Linked DNA regions of Homo sapiens: region 1 is linked to region 2. A link is an interaction called in ENCODE POLR2A ChIA-PET data of the cell type or tissue named here. Cell type or tissue: PC-9. All regions are shown on one strand.

Evidence for each region. Peaks named below come from ENCODE experiments on the same cell type or tissue, not always from the same donor. Only the 100,000 strongest peaks of a DNase experiment are listed, where the experiment ranks them.
Region 1: POLR2A ChIA-PET joins it to region 2 with 10 read pairs; 19 of 35 experiments call an interaction of 5 or more read pairs at or near these places.

The regions. Positions count from the first base shown.
Region 1 is chr1:2,537,714-2,545,713 of GRCh38, reverse strand. No RefSeq gene overlaps it. Among named protein-coding and RNA genes, the nearest start is that of HES5, 11 kb to the right of the region's middle. RefSeq lists enhancers at 129-999, 1,871-2,741. In PC-9, a CTCF peak has its summit at 6,214; a DNase peak (open chromatin) is centred at 3,973.
Region 2 is chr1:2,415,719-2,423,718 of GRCh38, reverse strand. It overlaps a transcript of PLCH2 not described here. Among named protein-coding and RNA genes, the nearest start is that of PEX10, 7.2 kb to the right of the region's middle. In PC-9, no CTCF peak of the experiment used is centred here; a DNase peak (open chromatin) is centred at 7,268; H3K27me3 peaks cover 2,581 bases.

The DNA of each region.
Region 1 (8,000 bases), 120 kb before region 2:
CTGGTATTTGTTAACCAGCCGCCCTTGGGGGTCCTTCCATCAGCCTTGGGAGGCAGCAGTGCTGTCCCACACCTCAGACAAGGAGACTGAGGTCCAGGGAGGAGGCCTTACCCAGCTCACTGCCCCACCAGGTCCCTCTCCTGCCCCCTACACTGACAGGGTGGGCTGCTGGGTGGGCAAGAAGATGGTTGCAAAGGGTGTGAGAGCCGTGCAGGCCAGACTTGGAAGCAAGGAAGGTGCCAGCCCTGGGGACTCATGGCCAGCGTGTGGGGGCGAGCAATGGGTAGTGTGACGGTGGAGGCACGGCGCCAGGCATGGTAGTGGGTGCCTGCAGGGTCCTCCTGAGCCATCCTTTACCCAGGCACCCATGATAAATGACAGGCCCAGGAAGGGTGCCAGTCTCGGGCCAAAAGAGAGGGGGTAGCAGCTGGCCTGGGTGGCTGCACAAGACTACCCCTATGCCCTGGAGACCTCCTGCCCCCATGGCCAGAAGGGAGGTGCCTCCCTGTCACGAAAGTCCTGCTGGGGGTGGCCAGGTAGGCTGTGGCTGCCGCTCCGACAGCCCCGCCTGCCTGAGGCCATGAATGGCCGGGAGCCTTTTGTGGGTGAGCAGCTGGCTGCCGGCCCTTTCTGTGGGGCTGTGGGAAAGTCCTCGGGCCAGCCTCTCACAGCCTCTCAAAGCCCGGATTATCTCTGGGTCTGCAGGACACCCTCTCAAGGACGCCCCCAGCATGCTTGGGGGCAGGGACGCCTCTGCAGAGGCCCTGTCTGCTGAGCTGTGGCCCCAGAAGTCGCTTGGCCAGGAAGGGTCTCCTGAGTGGAAAGACCCCTCGGACACCCCACTCCATGCCCCCTACCGCATCCAACCGCCCAGACTCAGAAATGCCCGCCACGCCAGGCAGGCTGTCCTGGAGCCCCGGCTCACTGTTGTCCTGGCCTCTAGCCCTCTGGGGAAGGGCGTGCTCAGCAGAGGAGCTTGCTGGGGGTTGCTAGTAACCCCCCCTCGACCCCAGGCCACGTGGCTGCGCCCACAGCTGGGCAGACCCAAGCCAGATCCAGGGCTGAGATCACACTTGGAGGTGCTCAGGGCTGAGGGCCTCGAGGCAAGTGCTCACTTACTCAGCACCTACTGCATACAGGCCAGGCAGAAGCTGCTCAGAGTCCTGAGAGTGGGGCAGGACCACAGCTGCCGCACCCACACCGAGCAGGGGTGGGCCCAGCTCTAAGCAGAGCTGCCTGCGGCCAGCTGGCCTTTCCCTGACCCCCAGCCAGTTTCCAGGAAGCCTGGAACACGGGCAGGGGTCGCCCACCCAGGAAACCGAATGAAGGCGAGAAGAAGCAGAGCCGGGCAGTGCCTGGGGCAGGGGTCTGCGTGCCGAGGCCACTGCACATGCCTGGCGCTCATCCACTCTCCGTCCTCAGCACAGGCCTTGGGTGGGAGCGTTATCAGCTGCATTGCACAGATGAGGAAGCTGAGCCCCAGAGGGCCCACCTACTGAGGGGTACTCCCCAGATTTGAACCCCGTGCCCACAGCCCTCCCCACTGGGCCGTGTGCACACAGCCTGCATCAGGGGTAGGGCAGGGAGGCAGGCGCCTGCCTTGGTCCCCTCCTGGCACCTAGTGCCATGCCAGGGCCAGAGCGTGCAGGGGACAGCCAGGAGGCTGCGGGAACTGGAAGGCACTGGACAGGCCAGATGTGTGCGGTTTCCAGCGCGGTTGCTCAGGGAGCCTCGGCTGCTTCCCAGGCCTCAAAGGCAGCCTGGAGGGGGCCCTGCCGCCCGCTGGGACGACTGCTCCCCAGATGGCCTCTGAGGCCGGAGCTCAGCACACAAAGCCCAGGCAGCCCGTGGCGAATGAGTTTGTTGCCGCGCACGCGCCTTTTGTGCAGGATGAATGTCCGCAGAGGGGGGTGGATGTGGGAACCCACCCGGAGCGGGCTCCAGCCCAAATGCCCCTCCAGGCAGGGGAGGTAGGCGGGTGCCTGGGGCAGCACACAGCCTCGGTGCCAGCCCCGAGCCCTGACACAGGCAAGCAGTGCCGGGCTCCCCCTCCCCCACCTCACGCAGGAGCCACAGGCGAGGGAGGGCTGAGGGTGGCTGCCACTCTGCTGAGGGTGGCTCCAGGGCGGGGGAGCTGCCTGATGGGGCTGGAGCCCAGTGGGCTGAGGGCTACTGAGCAGGAGGCTGAACACATTCCCAGGGGCTCCAGGGGCTGGGCCGGGGTACTGGGGGGAAGCAGGACCTTCTGGAACCTGCCCTGGGCACCTTCAAGTCCAGAGGGTGGCTGCCCTCCAGAAGCCAGAGTCTCCCCTGGTTGAAGCCAGGATGCATCTCAGTCCTGGGGGTGGGGACAAGAGGCTGAAGGTCTCTGCCAGACCTAGGGGGCAACTAGAGGAGGAAGCGCAGACTCCCAGAGCCCCCTCCCGTTCCTCCTCCCTCACCACGGGACCAGCAGAACTCTCGGCCCGGGGGCTCACTTAATGAAAAAGGGTGGTTCCTGCCCGGCTGGGCTGGCAGCCTGACCTCTCCTCTGCCTAAGCTCGCCAGGCCTCTTCCTCCCTTCCCTCCATCTGTGACAGGGGTGCCATATCCACTGTGCTGCAGCAGGTCCCCGGAGACCCCCATCCATGGCTGTGGGGGTGCCCCAGGCATGGGTCCTCCCTGCTGGTCACTGCCGAGGGTCCCCACGCTGGGCTGGAAGCCCCTACCTGAGACAGCTGGCCCATCGTAATGGGGGTGGTGGTGGGGATGGGAGCCCCACTCGGTACCACACCCCAAATAGAGTGCTGATAAAGGCCAGCATCCCCTGTAAGAGTTGGGGCGGCACATCAAGGGAAGGGCTGGGATCCAAGGCTCAGAGAGAAGTGATCACTGGGGCCTGGGGCTTGAGCCCCACATCTGTGATCTCCCTGGTCCCCCTACACGTGGATGACAGAGGCTCATAGACAGAGGGTCCCCCACACCCTGGCCAGATAGTGCTCGCAGAGCTAGGGCACCAGATGGGGGGTGCTGGCACAGGGCCAGTGCAACAAGGCCAGGGCCACAGGAAGGGCCAAACACCTGCAGGCCAGTGGGACAAGAGAATGGACTTCCAGACCCAGAGTCCCAGAGCTGCCGGACCCCACCCAGGGCTTCCCAGGTAACTGACAACAAGCAGCACCCCCCCGCCTCCCAGCAGTATGGCCCAGACCCCAGCCCCTCACAGGGCCTAATCTGCTTCAGGAGCAAGCGAGCTGCCATCCCGCAAAGCCCTCAGCACTGCTCCAGGCTGCTGCTCCCCCTGGACTCTGCCCCCTGTGGAAGACACGTTGACCCCACCCTGTGTCTGTTTGTGGAGCCCCAAAGATCAGCTAGGCCACCCCCTCAATAATCAGTTGGGGAAAAAGGCCAAAAGTCAGCCCAGGACCCCAGCGAGTCATGTGGAGCTGCCAGTCTAGCCGGGAGGGAAGCTGGGACGCTTTTCAGTGCAAAGTAGGTCTTTCCCAGCGGTGGAAGAGCAGACCCGTGCGCGTGCTCTGCGGCAGGGACCTGAGGAAGTGCCTGTGGCCAGCGTGAGGGTTACATGAGCAAAGCAGGAGCCTGACCCGGGTGGGTGAGGCTGCCCACCTGCCCTAGCCCAGGGTTCTCTCTGGCCTCGGCCTCCACCTGGCAGCTGGGCCCTGGGTTTCCATGGGCCTCAGTTTGCCACCCTGTCCAATGGGCACGATGACGAAGCCTCAGGACGGTGTGGCCACACTCAAGTGCACACTCACTCAGTCCCCTCCTGAGGCTCCCACATCAGCCCCAGAAGTGAGAGGAATGGGGCACCCCCCGGGGGCGGTGAGGACAGCGATCGATCGTGGGAGGCTCTGCCTGGGGCAGGTAGTCCTTCACTGCGGGTGGGACCAGTGCTTATGAAGAGGGCCCAGCAGTAACCACTGCAGGCCACGTGGCCAGGCTTCTGTCCTACCACGCCACTGGCGTCACGCCAGGAGGTGGCCTTCCTGGATAGCATCGGGTGTGGCGCCCTGCTGTGTCTCCGTACAATGTTATTTATGGACGCTGAAACTTGAATTTCATCTTTTTCACAAGTAGTGAAACATCTTTCTTCTCTATTTATTTGTTTCAGCTGGTGCTGAGACCGGCCGACCTGTAATCCCAGCTACTCAGGAGGCCAAGGCAGGAGGATCGCTTGAGCCCTGGAGTTCAAGACCAGCCTGGGCAACACAGAGAGACCCTGTCTCAAAAAAAAAAAAAAAAAAAAAGTAAAAAACACTCTTGGGTGGGGGTGGGGAGTGGTACAAAATCAGTGAGAGGCCCAGACGCTCACCCCTTTTCTAAAAGTTTTACAAATATTAACGCTTCTGATCCTCCCGAAACCTAGTGAGGGGGCCCTATCACTGTCCCCATTTAACAGATGAGGAAACTGAGGCACGGGTAGGGTTAAGTGCCCTGCCCGAGGTCCCACAGCTGGGGACCCTGGGATTCCTCCCTGCTCCCGCCTCCCCAGCCTCTAAGAACCAGGGATTGTGGGGCTGGGGACGAGCCTCCTGAGCATTCCCTTAGCCCCTAACTTGAGAGCCCTCCCGGCCCAGGCGAGCTGGGACGCAGCCCTCCCCACCCCTCCCCAGCTCTCCGATGCGCGGGTTTCCAAGCCCCTCCCTCCGCCCGGCTGTGGGTTCGCGCTCGCCGGCGGTTCCCACACTGCGCGGGCGGGCGGCGAGGGAAGCGTGCCTGGGCCCCCCCGCGGCATTAGTGCCGGGGTCTGAGTCTGAATGAATGAGGGCGGCGGCGGGGGGCGCGGGGGGGCAACTCCCAAAAGACCATCTGGCTCCGCGTTATAATAGAGCAATAAAGGGCTTGTCTGCCTTTCAGAGGTTGGGAACGAGCTGCTCTCTGACACCGCGGGGTTTTTAACCAGCTTGGGACGGCGACCCGGCCCTGCCCCGGGGCGCACGGGGGGTGGGGGGACACCGGCGGGGCGGGGCGTGCGGCCACGTGGGCCCGGACGGCCCCTAATCCCCGCGCCCGTGAGACTGCGGGCCGCGGGCTTTCCCACCACCCACCCCTGCGCACCGGGGGAACCAACCCCACAGGTGTCCCCATGGTCCCCATAGCAGCCTGGTTTTACACTAGGGAAACTGAGGCCCGGAAAGCTGGGCAGGGGGAGCCTGAGGTTGCGCCCATGCCCTCTGGGGTGTGGACTCCAGTCCCTTGGTGAAGGTGGGGCCTGGAATGGTGCACAAAGCTGGGGCCTCAAGCCTGGCCTGGGACTTGGGAAGGCTGCAGTCTGTGGGGGGTGCCCTCAGGGCTACAGGAGCCCCCTCGGCTTCAGGAACCCCCACCCCATCTCCACAGATGCCCAGGTGCCCTAGGAGCAGCTGGCGTGCCCTGCGCAGGGGTGTGGGCTACTGTCTCAGCAGGGGCCCCAGTGGCCTCTCGGGTGCCAGCCTCACCCCAGCAGCCCTGGAGAACCCAGGCCCAAGCCAGGGCACCAAAGGGCATCAGCTCGGTGGGCCTGGTGCACCCCCAATTCTCCAGCAAGGGCCCTTCCCCCTGAGGTTCTTGGGTCAGGGCTGCGGCGGGGAGCCCAGCCACAGGTCCTGGTGGAGGGATGGAGCCTTACCTTAGTCAGATGAGAAATGGTACTTCCACCGCCCAGCTCAGCCCACCTATAGTGCTCTCACGCAAGGCCTTAGGCCTGCCTTCCCTGTTCAGACCCTACGGGTCCCCGTGTGGCCAGGTTGGTTGCGATCGGGAGATGGGTAGAGGGCCCTGCCCCCTGACTTGGTGCCCCTGGCCAGGTGCAGTGTGCAGTGCAGGGACTGGGACACCTGTTTGGGCCCACAAGCCGTATTCCAGGTGAGGATCAGACAGCAGGTGGCCAGCCCCAGCACAGAGTCTCCTGGGCTGGGGCTAACTGGGTATGGAGGGGGTGGGCGCTACTCTGCAGTGCCCCAGCTCTTTCCCCGCCATCCTCAGGGTTTGTCTCACTTCCAGCCACCTGGAGCCAGGCCTCCCAAGACCAAGATGAGCTTGGCAGGGAAAGCCCATTTTACAGACCCGTAAGCTGAGGCTCAGAGAGGAGTGGGGTGTGTCCAACAGTCTCTAAGTGAAAAAGACAAGGGCAGAGCCCAGCCTTGGCCTGGACCTTCTGCTTTCACCAAGCCACTCAGTGCCTGCCCCGGGGCCTCTGGGAAGGAAACACGCTCCTGGGGGACCCCTGCAGGTTCAAGCCTGCACTGCACACTGCACCTGGCCAGGGGCACCAAGTCAGGGGGCAGGGCCCTCTACCCATCTCCCGATCGCAACCAACCTGGCCACACGGGGACCCGTGGGGTCTGAACAGGGAAGGCAGGCCTAAGGCCTTGCGTGAGAGCACTATAGGTGGGCTGAGCTGGGCGGTGGAGGTACCATTTCTCATCTGACTAAGGTAAGGCTCCATCCCTCCACCGGATGGACTCTGCACCCCAGCTCTGCACCTCAGCGCAACACTGAAATGCCGCAGGAGATGGGCCTTCTGTCTCCACAGTCACGGGAAGAGCAGGTGTCTGTGTTCCCAGCCTGGGGAGTTGCTGCAGAGTAGGAGCTGAGAGGCTGACCCCCGTGAGGGCCCCAGAAGCACACCTGGGCAGGCCAGTCCCCTCACCTTGTGAAGCCTCAGTTTCCTCATCTGTACAATGGACTTGATCATCATAATCCAAAATCACAGAGTTGCCGTGCAGATGCGAAGCCCTTCTGGGCTGTGCACACAGGGGATGCTCATTTGGAGGTCAGGCTGTAGAGGCTGCGAGCCCTGTCCCACTGCAGCCCGGCTTCTCAGCTGGGTATCTCACTGGCTGTGACACCCCTGGGTGCTGCCAAAAGGTGTTACTCAAGGCAGACTCTCTAACCCACTTGGGATGCTCAGGCCCCCAGGTAGAATTCAGGCCCAAGGGGTGATTGGGGAGGGGGGTCTGATGTCCTGACCTCAGCAAATCGGAGTACTTCAAGCCCAGGGGAGGCTCCACATACTGGGGGGCTCAGCACACAGAGGATGATCTGCACACAGGAAGGGCTCTGCACGTAAGAGGTATCCACACACAGGCATGCTCTCTACACAGTGGGGGCTCTGCACACAGGAGGGGCTCTGCACACAGGAGCGGCTCTGCACACAGGAGGGGTTCTGCACACAAAGGGGACTGCACACAGGAGGGGCTCTGCACACAGGAGGGGCTCTGCACACGGAGGGGACTCTGCACACAGGAGCAGCTCTGCACACAGGAGGGGCTCTGCACACAGAGGGGACTCTGCACACAGGAGGGACTCTAGGGACTCTGCACACAGGAGGGGCTCTAGGGACTCTGCACACAGGAGGGGCTCTGCACACAGGAGGGACTCTGCACACTGAGGGGACTCTGCACACAGGAGGGGCTCTAGGGACTCTGCACACAGGAGGGGCTCTGCACACAGAGGGGACTCTGCACACTGAGGGGACTCTGCACACAGGAGGGACTCTGTACACAGGAGGGACTCTGCACACAGGAGGGACTCTGCACACAGAGGGGACTCTGCACACAGGAGGGGCTCTGCACACAGAGGGGACTCTGCACACAGGAGGGCTCAGGAACTGCTATTTACTTTAGCACAGTGTGAACAGGGAGGCCTATCCAGCCTCCACCCTGGACGATGAGAGAGTTCTCAGCCCACCCTCTGACCGAGGTCACTCCACGTCAGGCGTGCAGAGACAGGCCCAGCAGCTCCCAAGGACGTCAGACCCCCCTTCCCCAATCACCCCTTGGGCCTGAATTCTACCCTGGGGCTTGAGCATCCCAAGCGGGTTACAGAGTCTGCCTCATAACACCTGTTGGCATCACGTGGGAGTGTCACAGCCGGTGGAGACCCAACTGAGAAGCCGGGCTGTGGTGGGACAGGGCTAGCAGTGTCTGCAGCCTGACCTCCACCCCAGGAGAAGGCTCTGGCCCCTGCCCACCTTTCCTCGGGCCTCGGCTTCCCGACTGGACTCTGCATGCCCTGACCCC
Region 2 (8,000 bases):
ATAACAGTAAAATTACTGATGCCAGCTGGTGGGAAGGACCTCACAGGAGCTGACTCACCAGCAAATGCATTTTCCACCTCCTGATTTCATCCCCCTTACCCCAACAAGTCAGTGACCCCAGCTTCTCCAGCCCCTCACCCTCCATAATCTCCTTAAGAACCCCAGCCCAGAACTCCAGGGGAGGTGGATTTGAGGGTCTCCTCCCATCTCCTTGCTTGGCACCTGCAATCATTAAGCTTTCTCTGCTGCAAACCCTGCTGTCTCCGTGTATCGGTTGGTTACTGTGCAGAGGGCACACCAACCTGGTGGCCTTGTAACAAGAACAGCAGGGACAACAGAGCAAGATCCCATCTCTTTAAAAAAAATAGCTGGGTGTGGGGGGATGTGCCTGTGGTCCCAGCTACTCAGGAAGCTGAGGCAGGAGGATTGCTTCAGCCCAGGAGTTCGAGGTTACGGTGAACTGTGATGGTGCCACTGCATTCCAGCGTGGGGGACAGAGCAAGACCTTGTCTCTAAAACAAACAAACAACAAACAAACAAACAAACAAAAAAACTAAATAAAACCCTCTCCAAAACAACACAAAACAGCAAATTGCAGGATCTGTTGCCAATAATAAAATTCAGGCTTAGGTAAAAATCAGCATTTTGGAAAACTTGTATTCATCACTGTGAGTCTATCAGCTTCCAAATATTTAAAGGCTTTTATCGTGAGATCGGGGTGATAGTAATGTGATTTTGGGATAATATTTAATAAAACGTGTCAAGATTTGAAAAATCTGCATAACTCAGTAAACCAATATTTTTCAAATTATTAATACCAAAACATGGTCTTCCAAAATTATGCACAGGTAAATTTCCACTCAAAGTGAAAAACAGGGCCAGGTACAGCGGCTCATGCCTGTAATCCCAACACATTAGGAGGCTAAGGTGGGAGGATCACTTGAGGCCAGGAGTTTGAGGCCACAGTGAGCTATGATGGTACCACTGCACTCCAGCCTGGGCAACAGAGCAAGACCCTTTCTCAAAACATAACAAAAACAAAAAACAAAGTAAAAACAGACCAACAGATGATAATGTAACACAACAGATGATAATGTAACAATACAAAAAGTCCATTGGCACGGTTTCAGATTCTGTTATCGCAACAACCTGTAAGAAACTCTACCATTCATCCAGTCCGGGTGTACCATCAGAGAAGAGTGTCCATGATTACCTGAAAAGGCGGCTCAGCCCTGTGAGGCCAGATCTCTTCACTGATTTCAACCAAAACACACTGCGACAGATGCAACGCAGATGCAGACAAACATTCAAGAGACTGCAAAACTGCAAAGCCACGTCCCTCTTCTCACTGGATTTTTTTGTTTTGAAAGTATTTTTCATAAAATGTTAACGTGTTATTTCTATTAACATGTCATTAGTTTATGGGTTTTTGTTTGTTTGTTTGTTTTTTGAGGTGGAGTCTTGCACTGTCCTCCAGGCTGGAGTGCACTGGCGCGATCTCGGCTCACTGCAACTTCCACCTCCTGGGTTCAAGCGATTCTCCTGCCTCAGCCTCCCGAGTAGCTAAGATTACAGGCACCTGCCACCATGCCCGGCTAATTTTTGTATTTTTAGTAGAGACATGGTTTCCATGTTGGCCAGGATGGTCTCAAACTCCTGGCCTCAGGTGATCCTCCTCCTTCAGCCTCCCAAAGTGCTGGGATTACAGGCGTGAGCCACTGCGCCTGGCCTTTTCTTCTTTTTTTGAGATAAAGTCTTGCTCCGTCGCCTGGGCTGGAGTGTAGTGGCGTGATCTTGGCTCACTGCAGCCTCTGCTTCCCAGGTTCAAGCAATTCTCCCGCCTCAGCCTCCTGTGTAGCTGAGATTACAGGCATGCGCCACCACGCCCAGCTAATTTTTGTATTTTTAGTAGAGACGGGGTTTCACCATGTTGGCCAGGCTGGTCTCAAACTCCTGGCCTCAGGTGATCCTCCTGCCTTGACCTCCCAATGTGCTGGGATTACAGGTGTGAACCACTGTGCCTGGCCCGTTGTTATTTTCAATAAGACTTCATGAATATTTTCATATTTTTTTATGAAGGTGGTGTAAACATGTGGTGTAAATATTCCCACTTGAGCCCACAGAGCACAGAGTGGGGAAGAGATGGACAGTATCATACGGCATTTCCACTAGACAGACACACACAGACTGCACCCAGATAACAGCGTGGATCACAGTAAGCTAGAAATAATTAGGAAGCAATACATTTTGAGTATTTATTTCCTTTGCTTTTTATAGTATTTCTGTGTTTTACATAATTTAATTACTTTAATTTGATTTGAATAATGGTTGTGTCCAACAACCAGCTGATGAGATTACTGGAGATGCTACCGTAGGTTCTGGTGAGCACGTGCAAGCCTGCTCCAGCACACACTACAGACAGCACCCCAAAACCAAAGCTCCTTGGGCTTCTCAACAGCTGCTAAGAGTGTTGGGGCCAGATGCAGTGGCTCACGTCTGTAACCCCAGCACTTTGGGAGGCCAAGGAGGGTGGATCATCTGATGTCAGGAGTTCGAGACCAGCCTGGCCAACGTGGTGAAATTCCGTCTCTACTAAAAATACAAAAATTAGCCAGGCGTGGTGGCGCATGCCTGTAATCTCAGCTACTCAGGAGGCTGAGGCAGGAAAATCGATTGAACCCGGGAAGCAGAGGTTGCAGTGAGCCGAGATCGCACCACTGCACTCCAGCCTGGGTGAGACTCTGTCTCAAAAAAAAAAAAAAAAGTGTGAAGGGATACTAAGGCCAAAACATTTGCACCCCACTAATAGTGATTAAAATACTCGCACCAGAACAACACAGCATTCTGGAAAATACAAAAAACGAGATACACACTCAACGCTCCTCAGAAGGAGTCCCAAGGGGGAAGAGATACTGATGTGGGTAAAGGCAATGAATCGATCGATCACTCACTCCACCCTCCAATCGAGAGAGGAGCGACTCCCACAGCCCTCCAGGCCTGAGGCCTGAAGAGGAGATTTTTCAAAATGGGGGTCTCTGGGTCAGAGGTCAGCTTGAAGCCTGCCCTTAAACTCTCCCTCTCTGACTCAGTTTCCTCATCTGTAAAGCGGGGTGCAAAGAGTGTGCCCCAGCCCTGGGGTCCTGAGAAGCTGGACCTGGCAGGCGGACTTGAGGCCCTTCCTGTGGTCCAGCTCCGGGACTCCCCAGCCCTCGGGGCTCTTTCTGCAGCCCCTACCTACCGGGACATAACCGTTCAGCCCCGCATCCCACTGTGGATCCGCAACCCCGCCCCTGCCTGGACCTTCTCCCCTTGCCAGCATCACTGGGCCCCACAGGCCCCCACACCCACCTCTCGAAGGAGGTGGAAGCTTTCAGACCTGCACCTGGGAAGCTTTGTCCTGAAATCACAGGGCAGGGGGCTGAAAGTGGAATCGAGCAGCGGGAGGAAGGACAAGAGGTAGGTGCTGCCTGGATGCCCCCCAGACACTGGCTCCTTTGGGATCCAAGTCTTGGGGAGGAGTTGGGGTCAGCTGAGAGGGATGTGAGGTAGGGGCTGGGGCGGGGGGCCTGTCTGAGTCCTTAACTCAGCACTGATGAGCTCCTGACCAATGACCAGAGATGGCGGGGAGTGGGGAGGCAGGTTACTGTTGCTGTGCCTGCCCCCACCCCCATAGCTGTACCCAGGCTACTGGGGAGGCAGCACAGGAGGGGGTAGTGGGGGGAGCGCACAAAGGGGTTGCCTGGGGGTGGGGGGGGGACTTGGCCTGCTATGCTTGAACTTTGAGTTGGCAAGAGCCGACTACGGGCAGCAGGTGCAGCAGTTCCGAGGCAGAAAGGGCCTGGCTGGCCCCAGCCCAGGGCTGGCTTGAGGGTCCCAGTCCAGCTTCTACGGACAGCTTCAGATTAATCCCCCAAGGATGAATATGGTGGAGCCCACAGGAAGAAGGATGAGCGGCCCCCAAGTCTCCAGAGCCCCATGTCACCACCTCCACCAGAGCCAGCAGCGCCTCCTCAAAGCTGGCCCCCGGGTCTGTGGATGCCAGGGTCAGGCACGGGGATCCCTGCATTGAGCTCCGGGCAAGAAGAGCCAGTGAGGTGGTGGGGTGGTAGATCTGGAGAGCCCCGGGCCCCTGCCTGCTCCCCTTCCGCCCTCACCGGCCTCACATCCCCAGGGGAGACCCTGCACCCCACTGCCATGGGAGGCGCCTCTGTCAACAACAAGTGGAAAACCCCCCCGACCAACGGCCGAGGCCCGGGCCTCAGAGTGTGGACCAGCTCCGCACAGGCGCCCCTTCGATCCCCTCTGGACAATTATTGTCTCTTCACAATCAGTGGGAAACTCAAGGACCAGCAAATAGGACCTCCAGGGCCAACCAGGAATGGCACGGCTGAGCCAGGGGTGCTGAGGGAAGGGGCTGGCAGGGGATAGATGGATTTACGGATGGATAGACAGACAGCAGCACAGCCCAAGGCCTCCACTGTGGATTGAAGCTCGACCGTGCAGACCAGGCCGGCAGCCTGGGAGGGGACAGATGACCGCAGGTGGGAAGGGTCAGGGCAGGCTCTCCTGGGACGGGCCCCACGCAGGGAAGGGCAAGGAGCTGGGCAGACAGATGGGGGAGCCTCAGACGCCACATCCTTGGCCAGGTGTCACATGCCCCAGCCAGAGGATGAGCCGTGCCAACCGCAGAGAGAGGCGTCGGGCACAGACCCCGAGGATGGGGAGGTGAGCAGGTCCTCTCTCGGGTAGGGGAGTGGTAGGAAGAATCAAGGGCTACTTGGCTGCAACCCCAATAAGCCAGGTTTTGCGCCAGCATTTCCCCACCCAGTGTGGGCTGAGGTGGGCAGAGACCTGGGCATAACTGGGCACTGGGAGATCAGCAGCCAGGGAGAGGGGGACAGCCAAGTCGAGGCCATGTGCAAAGGAGAGGCCGTCATAAGCGCACAGGTCAGGTGTCTGCGGAGCACACGGCTCACTCCCACTCGCACAGACAGGACCTGCGGAGGCAGGCGGGCAGGCTCAGGAGTCCAGGACGGCACCCCTGGAACTTGGGGAGCCTTTGCCTGACTGAAGATCCTGAGCCCTGAGGAGCAGCCTCGTGGGGAGCCCTTATTGTCCATCGGGCATCAAATGCCAGGTTCAGAACTCCTGAAGGAGGCGGGTCAGAGGAGAACAGGAGTGGATGACCCACACCATTCAGCCGTCCGAGGGAGGCAGTGGGTGGGGCCCAATGCCAGCCATGGCCCCGGGGCCCCTCCTTCTAGCACGTGGTGGAGCAGAACGACCAGAGCCCTGCCCCCTCCACTGAGACCCCCAGAGCTCGCTGCAGGAGCCCCCATGCCTGACCCTGGCATCCAGACCCGGGAGCCAGCTTTGATAACTAAAACACCCCCACTCCTGTCTCTCTCGGTCTAACTGAAGGCGCCCAGAGGAATGCTGGACGCTGTCACTGTCGGCAGCTGCTCATCGGTGTGAATCAGTTCAGTGCAGTTTCCAAAAAACAAAATTCAGAAACCAACTAGCTATGGGGCTGAAGACAGAGCAACGTGGGCTCTGCCCGGAATTCTCGGGGGCACCTGCCGTGATGGGTGTCTGCCTCGCACCGGTCACACGTCTTCACTGCGCTGACTCCACAGCTCCTGCAGGTTCCTGAGTGCCTGCGTGTTCGCGTTTGGGGGCAGGACACAGGGATGCCCTGGGCTCAGCCTCTTCTCACCAGAGTCTAAATGCCTGCAAAGCCCTGAGCTGGGGGTCCGAGGCAGGCCCCGGAGGGCACCCCACACATGTGCCATCCTGAGTCCTCTCATAACCCGGGAGGCAGGGGCCTCTATTCCCCCACTTGACAGGTGAGGAAGCTGAGGCCAGGGAAGACCAGGAGCTGCTCAAGGTCACACCTCAGCGCAGAGGCTGTAGCCCCTGCCCGTCCCCTCCTCCCAGGGCTGCCTGGCTCCCAGCCCTGACTCTGCCTTAGGGGAGGCTGTGTGGGGAAGGTGGCGTGGCAGTGCCTCAGGAGGTGGCTCCCAGGTGCCCTCCAGCCAGCACACAGCCCCTCACCGGCTGGCCACACTCAGCACAGCCCAGGCTATGCAGTGCTCGCAGGACAGGGCCGGACTCTCCACAGCCCATCCAGATGCCCACATCCAGAGTGGACGCCATTCCAGCTTGGGCCTCCCTCGTGGGTCCTCTCCGGCCTTGCCTAGTACCCACAGGTCCTGGGCTCACTCTCCTGGGAACCCCACCCTGTGTGATTCCAGACTCACCAGGCCCCCTCCCTCCGGCCTCACAGAGGAGGCTGGGAAGCTGGGCAGGGCCCACCCTTAGTGCCCCCCAACCCAACAATCCCAGCCTCCACTTGTCAGAAAAGGCCATGCCTCTCACATGGACAGAGCCCTCCCTCACTCTTACCAGTGCAAAGTCTCTTCCTCCAGGAAGTCCTCCCAGATCTCCTTTTTGGGGGACCCTTGGTTTCCAGCCCCTAGTTATCAGCCGGTTCACCCCAGATGACAGCTGCACACCAGGACCCCTCATTTCCTATCAGCGAGGTCATGGTGCCCAGCACCCCTCCCCAATCCCAGCGACAGGTAGAGACTGGGACACAGGTATGGGCAAACTGACCTGGGATTCACCTTGTGCCTGCCTTGGACCAGGCATGGCCTCTCTGGCCATCAGTTTCTCAACTCTGCCACAGGCCCATGCCCCTCTCTCCACAGACCCCTCCCCATTTCTCTTTCCTGTCCTAGCTCCCTCAAGGTCCTAAGAGCAGCCCAGAGCCCCAGAGCCCCAGGGCCCCCCCAGGCTGGCTCTGCTGTCAGACCCACAGTTCTGCCAGGAATTCATTCCTGCTGGTCCCCGGCCAACACAGGGACACAGGCAGAGCCCCGGACCACCTGCCCGAGCCCCAAAATCACCCAACATCACTTCCCAGGCCAGCCCATGCCCACACCAACCCTCTGCACTCTGCACCCCTGTCCTAACCTCACCTGCTAAACCCTGGCCCAGGCACTGTTTCCCACGGAGGCTCCAGGAGGCCTTCATCCACCAGCACTTCCTGCCTCTGGCTGCCGGGCCCCGCCCTCCCCATCTTGGCTCTGGGGCCTCTGCCTGACTGTGCCCACCCAGGGCTCACTTCCCCTCCCTGGGCCCAGTGCCGCCCGCTGCCCACCCTCCCCAGCTCACACTCTGCAGGTACCTCCAGGTCCTGGGTCTGCCACAGACGGGTGGAGTGCGGCTCCCAGGGCCTCCAGCCAGGCAGACGAACCCGTTCTCCTGGTTTGTGGCTGGCACTGCGAGGGGCTTCCCGAGGGCCGCACCCTACAGTCCCTGTACTCGGGGCCAGCTTGTGGGTGGCCCTTCCTCAATCCCCAAACCCATGTATAGCTAAAGAGAAGGGAGGGGACACTGCCACACCCCTGAAGCCAGAACTGCCATGCTGGGCAGGAGCCACTCCCCTCAAGCAGCACCAGCGCCCACTTTGCCCACCCAGGGACCCCGACCTGCTGCGTCCAGCTCCTGGGCCCACCCTGCCCTCCTCGGGGTCCTGAGCGACCGCTGGGTGCCAGGCAGCAACCCAGGCACAGCAGTCCCCTGTTCCGGTGGTGCTCACACCCCACCAGAGGGGGCACAGGGGGCAGCACCTGCTGGTGCGTCAGATCACCTGCGGGGCTGCCCACCGCACTGGGTGTTGGTGGGGGGATGGGGATACGAACCGTGGGGCTGCACCCCGAGCTCCCTCTCCTCCCCGGCCTCTGAGCTCCCCACAGCACCGGAACTGGGTTTAGCGGAGGAGCGCAGGCCCTCCAGAGGAAGGATGTCGGACAACACACCTGCTGCTGCTGGGCGGAAGTGGGTGAGTGTGATGGGCGAGGCTGAGAACCCTGCTCCGGCGCAGGCTTCATCTGGGAGCTTGTTGGAAATGCAGAACTGGACCTCGTCCCAGGCCCATCCACCCAGACCTGCACTGTGACCAGACCCCAGACGATGTGTGCACTGGGCAGGAGCAA